Linked DNA regions of Homo sapiens: regions 1 and 3 are each linked to region 2. A link is a contact called in ENCODE Hi-C or POLR2A ChIA-PET data. All regions are on one chromosome and are shown on one strand. The core of a region is the stretch at or near the end of the contact, and the rest is flanking DNA. Distances in the headings are between cores, read along the strand shown. Region 1 holds the start of RPS6KC1 (ribosomal protein S6 kinase C1). Region 2 has its middle 13 kb from the start of LINC01740. Region 3 overlaps RPS6KC1 (ribosomal protein S6 kinase C1).

The links. A loop is a pair of places that touch in the nucleus more often than their neighbours do. ChIA-PET counts read pairs that join two places held with the same protein, here RNA polymerase II (POLR2A). Pooled maps may share reads with other maps.
Region 1: a map of CD8-positive, alpha-beta T cell shows a loop between it and region 2 (15-fold over the local background). The contact joins the promoter of RPS6KC1 here to the enhancer-like site in region 2. A Hi-C loop is called at or near these places in 2 of 168 maps with a recorded cell type or tissue (CD8-positive, alpha-beta T cell and naive thymus-derived CD4-positive, alpha-beta T cell) and 10 of 50 pooled maps. POLR2A ChIA-PET finds 5 or more read pairs at or near these places in 2 of 52 experiments (H1 and T-cell).
Region 3: a loop to region 2 is called in a pooled map, with 4 times the contacts of the local background. The contact joins two enhancer-like sites. A Hi-C loop is called at or near these places in 1 of 37 single-sample maps with no recorded cell type and 2 of 50 pooled maps. POLR2A ChIA-PET finds 5 or more read pairs at or near these places in 1 of 52 experiments (activated naive CD4-positive, alpha-beta T cell).

The regions. Positions count from the first base shown.
Region 1 is chr1:213,049,975-213,052,674 of GRCh38, reverse strand. RPS6KC1 (ribosomal protein S6 kinase C1) reads right to left here and starts at 1,434. Exons shown (of 15, transcript NM_012424.6): 1 at 1,166-1,434. The coding sequence starts at 1,270. RefSeq lists a silencer at 1,206-1,305.
Region 2 is chr1:212,557,750-212,560,570 of GRCh38, reverse strand. No RefSeq gene overlaps it. Among named protein-coding and RNA genes, the nearest start is that of LINC01740, 13 kb to the right of the region's middle. RefSeq lists enhancers at 1,195-1,334, 1,835-1,964, 1,344-2,081 and a silencer at 1,505-1,774. Within about 2 kb of position 1,535, at least 38 of the 41 ENCODE cell types and tissues checked have a DNase peak (open chromatin) inside an H3K27ac peak, as active enhancers do; they include CD8-positive, alpha-beta T cell, where a contact is called at or near this core.
Region 3 is chr1:213,069,248-213,071,947 of GRCh38, reverse strand. RPS6KC1 (ribosomal protein S6 kinase C1) reads right to left here. Exons shown (of 15, transcript NM_012424.6): 2 at 907-942. Among named protein-coding and RNA genes, the nearest start is that of RPS6KC1, 19 kb to the right of the region's middle. RefSeq lists an enhancer at 1,208-1,507. Within about 2 kb of position 1,392, at least 2 of the 41 ENCODE cell types and tissues checked have a DNase peak (open chromatin) inside an H3K27ac peak, as active enhancers do.

The sequences.
Region 1 (2,700 bases), core at 185-2,684, 490 kb before region 2:
CAGCTACTCGGGAGGCTGAGGTAGGAGAATCGCTTGAACTCAGGAGGCAGAGGTTGCGGTGAGCAGAGATCATGCCATTGCACTCCAGCCTGGGCAACAAGAGCGAAACTCCGTCTCAAAAAAAAAAAAATTATTCTGAAGGCCTGCTTTACATCCTCCAAATGTATATTGAACTACTGTTACTTAATCTGTACCTCTCTTCTTTAAAAATTGATAAAGTTAATTATTAACATTTTATATAACTTGGAGTTAGGCAAAACTGGTTTCAGATCCCAGACAGATCTGCTACTGCCTTGCAATGTAAAGTTGGGCAAGTTACTAAACTTGCTTTAATCTATTTCTTCCTCATTAAAATGAGAATTAAATTGGGTGATGTGCATAAAATGCCTACTATACACATATATTCATGCACACATACGTCACATACATATATACTTATTTAATTTTGATTTATTCTTACTTTCCTAGAAGATGCAGACTCTCTTTAAAACTCAAGGCAAAAGCAATGAAACATAAAGTGGGTACTAAAAATTGGACCAGTTAGTTGATGTAAAGGAGCCTCCCAACTTTAAAATGTGCCCTCATGGTAGCTCACACAAGCCACCCTCAGCAGATTTTTTTCACGTCTCCTACTGAAAAACATGAAAAACTCAAAGGTTTGACAAAGCCCGGATCCACAGTTCCTAGGTTGGTGGCCTAACACTGACATCTGTCCCAAGAATCTGTCTTTCTCACAGCAAACCTGATAAAGGTCAAGAGAAAAAACAACTTATATTACATAAGCCAAACAATACATAAATTAACACTTTTTAATCTGCATTATCTTCCTGGAGCAAGCAAAACCACTTCTGCAAATTGCGAACTCAGAAGAGAAAGTCCAAACGGGATGGGAACTGAGTCATCAATTTAAAACCATCAACCACTGACTGCCCCACCCCCAGAAAGAGGACTCTACCACGACCTACTACAGTGAAGCCCTGGGCATATCACACTCAGCCACTACTCTAAAAATCCCAACCTCCGACACCCAAGTCCCGCCAGTAGGAGCAGCACCCAGTCCCACCCTCGGCTCTGAGCCAGAGTCAGGTACCCTCACATCAGGGTCCCCACCCCAGATCCTCAGGTCCCAATCCAAGCTCTACCCCAGCCCGACACCGGCACTCACCCGGGCGGTGACCTTATATACTGTGTAGCCCCTCGGGTGTCGCTGGGGCTCGGTGACAGTGTAGAAACGGGCCAGGTCGGCACTCCGCTCCCGGTAAGAGGTCATCCTCCCGCCGCCTCTGCCGCCGCCGCCACCCGCCCGGGATCATGAGGGAAACCCGGCGCCGCCGCGGTCCAGGTTCCCCAACGCAGCGGCGAAGCGGCGAGGGGGCGGTGGCTCCAAGGCGGCTCCACGGCGGCGCCTCAGCTGCACAGCTCTGCTTCCGGGTCAGCAGAGAAGCTTCCGGGCCAGGCTATCTCCCGCTTCTAGGGGGAGGGGAGACTCCTCCTTAGATTCTAGCCCCTTTGGGGCACCTGGGACTGGCCTGTAGTTGAAGACTAAGGGGTCGCGCTGCCACCCCCGTCACTGCGGAGACCTCAGGCCTCTCCACTAAAGACGACCTCTTGTACGCTAGCTCCGTCACCTTTTATGAGATTTTATGAGAGTTGGTATAGCCACGCCACACCGGGAGAGCGTGGTCCTCCCTGCCTCCGCCCCGCCGTGGTACAAACTTAAGTGGAGTGTTGAAGGGATGGAGAGATACCATAGCCTAGCACCTTCTTTCCTTACCTATTCACAGCCTATCATTTTAAATACCCACAGCAACATCTCATTCTCTGAGACATATCCCTTACTTCTTTCTAAGACGAATTTCCTTCCATTGAGCGCCTTTCTGTAACACATCTGCACAGCAAGCCCCCAACCCAAAAAAGCTCCCAAGCCAATATCAATCTTTTAAAAATCCCCACAGGTTCGAAAATCTGGAGTCCGCCTCTGGCTAGAAGAAAGAAATATGTCACTCGACCTCTCCGAGTCACTCACTACAGTTTCCAATTTCAGCTGAGGTTGTTATCAACGCTTGGCAGTTCCTTTATCTTTTTGTGATCAAGGTTCCTTTTCATTCCACAAAATATTCATGCCAAGTCTTTGCCATTATCCTAAAGACTCTGTTCCTCTTCCTTTTGCCTCCCTACTCTCCGCACCACCACTCTTCTTTACAGGGAAAAAAGAAGAGGAAGAAGCAGCTATGGCCCTTAGTACCAATTCCTTTGTCTTCTCACATTTCCATGCCAGTCTGAAACGTACACATATCACTTGCTCATTTTTACAGCTAATGACTCCACATGTGATCTGAATCCCATCCTCTTTGGCAAACCTTAAGACACTGTTTCAATGACATTCCAAATCTCCTTTCTGTATGTTTAATCTCTTTCTCACCACTGGCTCCTTCTTTTCAACCTACATATATCTAAGTCTATTAGTCATTCATTAAACCTGAATTCACCACCTACTATGTGCCAGACATGATGCCAATTTGGCATTGGAGTTACAAAGATAGTCCCTGTTCTCCGACCGGGCGCGGTGGCTCACGCCTGTAATCCCAACACTTTGGGAGGCCGAGGCGGGCGGATTACCTCAGGTCAGGAGTTCGAGACCAGCCTGGCCAACATGGTGAAACCCCGTCTCTACTAAAAATACAAAAAATTAGCCAGGCG
Region 2 (2,821 bases), core at 286-2,785:
GAAGAGGTGGCTGCAATATTTAGCCAAGTACCAGTAGTGATTGTCAGATGTAACAGTGACAGTGGCTCACTCACTTTGCTCCATTTCCAGAACACGGTCACCATCATTTTGCTCAAAATTTTGAGAAGTTGTTGTTGTTTCTAATTTGTTTTTGGCACAAGCATGCTGTTCCGATAGGAAACTTTCTGTTGTTTTATGCTCGAGCGGGGACGATGAAAGAGGAGATAACCAAGTGTTTCTTCTGCACTTGGGCAGATCTGGTCGCTGGTAGGCCAGGTGAGGACTCTTTAAGTAGAAATGGCCTCTCGAGTTTCCAGAAAGGAAACACAGAGTCAAGGGTGGGTCTGGCAGGGCTGGGACGAAGGGGAGCCAAGTGGGGTGCCTAAGGTGTAAAACTGAAGGCGGCGCTCATGGTCAGGCCCTGCAAGCACAGGGTGGGCGCCTGATGCGATGCCTCCTCATACACCTTCTCATGGCTGGGCCCTGAGGCCGACCACCTCCATCTCTGGAGATCTGGTCTGGCGCCGGTTACCTGCTGAAAGGCACTGAGATTGTGTTCCAAGTGGAAAAGTTGGTTCCAGCGGACTCACATGCATAGAATAAGACACACATTTCACAGCCCACCTTCATCACCAAAACCATGGACTTCGGAGTCTGATGACCTGGGACTGACTTCCAGCTCGCCATTCATTAGCTGTGTGACCCAGGGAAACGCTTAATCGTGTGCCTCGATTTCCGTCCTCATCAGTAAAATGGGGAGGACTCAGAGAAGAGGACTAAACGACAAGGGGATGGAGGATCATGAAAACACCTGGCACAGAGCAAACCTCAGTAAATTGTGAGTTCCCTGTGAGGCCCTGATGTTGTTTACGATCACGTGTTGGCCAGGGATCCTGGCCTCTGGAAACTTCCATTGGCAACATTAGCACAGTAGGAGGGTTTGGAGATCAGTCCACGAATTTACCACCCAGCGAAATTAACTGGTTTCTAGTCACACCACTAATGACAGTTTAGACACAGTCAAAACGGTGATAAATGGACCTAGTTGGCCCAAGCTGATGGATTCATAAATAAATATTTAAACCACAGCCTTTCTCTGACAGCAGAGGCATCAGAGAGCAGAGACGCTATAAGCAAAGAGTTAAGGAGTCAAGGGCCATAGAAAACTCTTCCTGACACTTGGTTCAGGCTCAGAGGGCAACTGAGATGTCCATCTGGTTAACCAAAGAGGGCTTCCAGGAGGAGGTTCTGGGACTTCAAAGAGCCTCCAACTAGGCTCAGTTGTTCTTCCGTTTTCATCATCATCTCAACAGTCAACTCTCTTAAAGTATAACACGGTACAAGATGGGCTCTCAGTCTGCAGGTGAGTGAGTGGAGTCGTTTCCCCAGATGTTTCACGATCCCAGGCCTGGTCCCTTTAAGGCATCGAAACTCAGAACATTCTATCAGCTGCCTCGGCCTCCCCGTGGCGCGCTTACGTCACCCTTCGGGGAAGCGGCTGACGTCAGCGCGTTCTTGGCGAGTGGGGCGGGGCCGGTGACTCACCCGGACCGCGCCCCTTGCTCCCCGCCCCCGCCGGGCCGCGCGCACGTGAGCGCGCGCTGCGCGGGTTGCTAATTTTAGCTCCGGCGGCTTCCCTGGGGTCCCGTGAGGTGAAGGGGAGTGGAGGGGACGAGGCGGGCAAGGAGCGTGGCTCTCCTCGTTCCTTCCTGCCCCGCCGTGGGTTTTCCTCGAGGACCGGGCCCGGCCCGAGGGGTGGGGGCCCGCGGGCGACTCGAGGTGCTGGAACGCGGGCGCTTACCGAGGCGAGAACCTAGGGGGTCTCCCCGCGTGGAAACCCCGCCCCTCCCTCGGCCTTGGACACAGTCGGCGCTCAATAAATGAATCGAAGTTTCTTCCTGGACGGCGACCCTGGGCTTTCGGGAGAAAGCCAGAGGGGCAGGGTTCTGGAAGGTTCCCTGGCGGCTGGGGTGCGGTGCGGGCTGAAATCCGAGCAGGAGCTGGGCGCGGCCCTCGGGGACCGACTATGGGGGACGGCGCCGCGGGAGTGGGGCAAGTGCGGGCCTGGACCCTTGGGGCCACCGCGTCAGCAGTCGGCGGGGCCGTGGGAGGGACGGTGCCCGCCCGCTGTGAAGGGCGGTGGCCCTTCTAGGGTCAGGCCAAGCGCAGAGGCCTGAAGGTCACCGGGTGAGGAGCCAGCGCGGGTGCCTCAGAAGCCAAGCGCCCCGTCCCGAGCCCTGCGCGAACCAGTATGACCTTCCAGGAACCAGATGAGAGCTGCGTTTTCAAGAAGCAGTGCCAGACACCTTGGGAAATCGACACTCTCCTGTCCTTGGGTGGGGGTGGGGGTCCTGGAAAGAAGCTCCGTCAGCGTAAAGTGAACTCTTAGCTTTGACTTTGCAGAGGGATCCGTTGTGTCACAGTGACCCGCATTCCTGTCATTGGTGTGGTGTGTTTCACAGCCATTGCCTCCCTAGGTAGATTGTAAAACGGCGTTCGTAGAGCCTTTGACCTCATAATATTATGTTGGAAATTACACGATAGTAAACATAATGATAAATGGGGAATGTTAAATGGTAGTATGGGAACATTTTCTAATGGTTGCATCCTTAAAATTTTCTGTTTCAAGTTTTTAAAGGCTATAGCCTTAAAAAAAGCTGACTGTAGGAAAATGGTGGAAAGAGTCGTGGAATAAAGGTAGCTTTGGGGATTATGACGTGAATAAATGACAGAAATTAGTATGTGTCATTTTCCTTTGTTTTCCAAAAATACCACAATGTCCTTTGTAAATTGGAAGTTTTTCAGATGTGCATGTGGAAGC
Region 3 (2,700 bases), core at 143-2,642, 510 kb before region 2:
AAGTAAATACAAATAGAGAATTCCACAATTTTAAGCAAAACATAACAGGCTGGTACCATTATAGAAAGAAGGAAAAAAAATGAAAAAATGCACAGAAGAATCTGCAAAAGAACTTACTAACTTAAAGTTTAAAAAAAAAGAAATATCTATGCCTAAAGCAGTTTTCCAAGATGTCAACATGTCAATTCAATCTAAAAGTGAAAGTAGGCAGAGACCCATAATTTACTGTTAGAATCTTTAAAATAAATATTAGTTACCAAATACTTTTTATTACACAGGCATTATGATCTTGAAATGGGTAAATAGGGGCCCTTAAGTGATACTGAAATCTTGTAAACACTAGTTACCAGAACAATGATCACTTAGTAAACAGCACCATAATTCATTAAATTCTTATTTATATAACTTAACACCTACTAAAACTTAACAATTACTTAGTAGGTCTCAAATAGGACACTTCAGCTACTGTTTTGTGAAATGAAGACAATCTTCACGCAAACATATAAAGACTGATGTACAGGCCAGGCACAGTGGCTCACGTCTGTAATCCCAGCACTTTGGGAGGCTGAGGCAGGTGGATCACCTGAGGTCAGGAATTCGAGACCAGCCTGGCCAACGTGGTAAAACCCCATCTCTACTAAAAATACAAAAATAGCTGAGTGTGGTGGCAGATGCCTGTAATTCCAGCTACTCGGGAGGCAGAGGCAGGAGAATCACTTGAACCCAGGAGGCAGAGGTTGCAGTGAGCCGAGATTGCGCCACTGCACTCCAGCCTGAGCAACAGGAGCGAAACTCCGTCTCAAAAAAAAGAGGTTGATGTACAAATGATTCAGGCAATTTCCTCAAAAAAGCATTTAGTTAAATTTTTATCAAATACATAAAATAAAATCTTCATATAAATGTTACCTCCTGGACATCCTCTGGATTTCTTCGTGAAACAACCTAAAACAAAACATACATAGAAATCTCTAATCATTATCAAAATTTAAGATTTCATATTTGTATAATTAACTTCCAATAGTATTTGTATGAAAAATTCAATTTGCTTAAAAAAATAAACACTATATCATTTATCCAAAACTCAGCTATATAATAACTTCACTATCTGAAATTCATACTGTTAAATCAAGTTTAACCTAAAGTTACCTCCCTTAGGCTACATATTTTAAGTTTGGCCTAAAAGTTTCTCTGTACATAATGAAAGAGAAATAGATATGTAAATAGATGTGTAAAGACTGTAACCTACTCTGGCGCCAATCACCAAGTTTTGGCCAAAGAGAGCCAACTGTTCAAACAGTGTTCAAATAAGGCAAATGCTTAGTTGGAACCAATACAGCTGTTTCAGTTTCCTTTTCTGTACATCACTTTCCTTTTTCTGTCCATAAATCTTCCACCACATGGTTGCGCTGGAGTCTCTCTGGACCTACACTGGCTGAGGAGGCTGACCAATTTGTGAATCATTCTTTGCTCAATTAAACTCTGTTAAATTTAATTTGGCTAAAAATGTTATTTTAACAATACTAAAAATTAAGCAAAAAAACAGCTAAAAGTAAGTCCACATGCTAAAGTTCATATATTCACTACATTCTTAAGAAAAAGCATCTGGCCTTTACTCTTACTTAATTAACATAATTCTAACAAGTTTGTTCACATCTCCCCTTCCCAGCAAGCCTATATACAAATTAGAAGCATAAAAAGCAGCTGCACTTAGGCAAAGTGTACAAGGGATCTCCCTACATTATTTCTTACAACTGTATATGAATCTACAATTAGCACAATAAAACTTTCAATTAAAAAAAAGCAGCTACAATGCTCGGACACAACATGTGAGAAGTATGAGAAGTAATCACTGGCTACCTATGATGAAGAAAACAAAAGTAATATAAATTATTTACAAACATTCAGGGACAAATAATCCTTCTATCAATACTCCCTAAGCAAAGAGGAAAAGGAGAGATTCCTTCAGACTTCCCTGATGACAAAGGCCAAAAAGTCTAACACCAGGTAAAAAGATTTTTTTCACAAAACTTTTGAAAAGGCTAGGTGTTTAAATCATCAAACAGCATCCTAAATTAGGAAAATCTCACATTAGATTACATAATACGGTACCATCCATGTAAGTGTCAAATTAACGGTTTTGAAGCTACAATGGTGTATTTTGCAAAAATAAACAAAAAGATAAATCAGGCTGTTCTGCCTATGGAGTAGCCATTCTTTATTCCCTTACTTTCTTAATAAACTTGCTTTCACTTTAAAAAAAATTTTAAAAAAAGATAAATCAAACACACATTAAAATGGTTGCCTAGGAGTGTGAGGAAGAAAAGGGTCTTTGATATCTAATGACAATACACCATGAACTAGGGATTATAATCCATTCAGCAACACCCCTAAAGTCCAAAATAAGAACAAAAAATAGAGGATGTAAAGTCAGACAAACCTTGGTTCAAATTACAGTTCCTCTTACAGGTTTGATCTCATCGATAAAACGGAGATAATACTAACTGCCTGGCCTGGCTGTTGTGAACAACAAATAAGGACACAGCAAGAACTCTATAATTTAAAAGTTTCCTGTCCCCTACCAGACAGGTTAACCATTGTAAAAGGTCCCACCTAAGAATTCCAGAGAACAAATATCTTGCACTCTATTCTCCAACTTTCAGAATATATAAACTTGGTGAAATCTTGTAGTAATTGTCATTA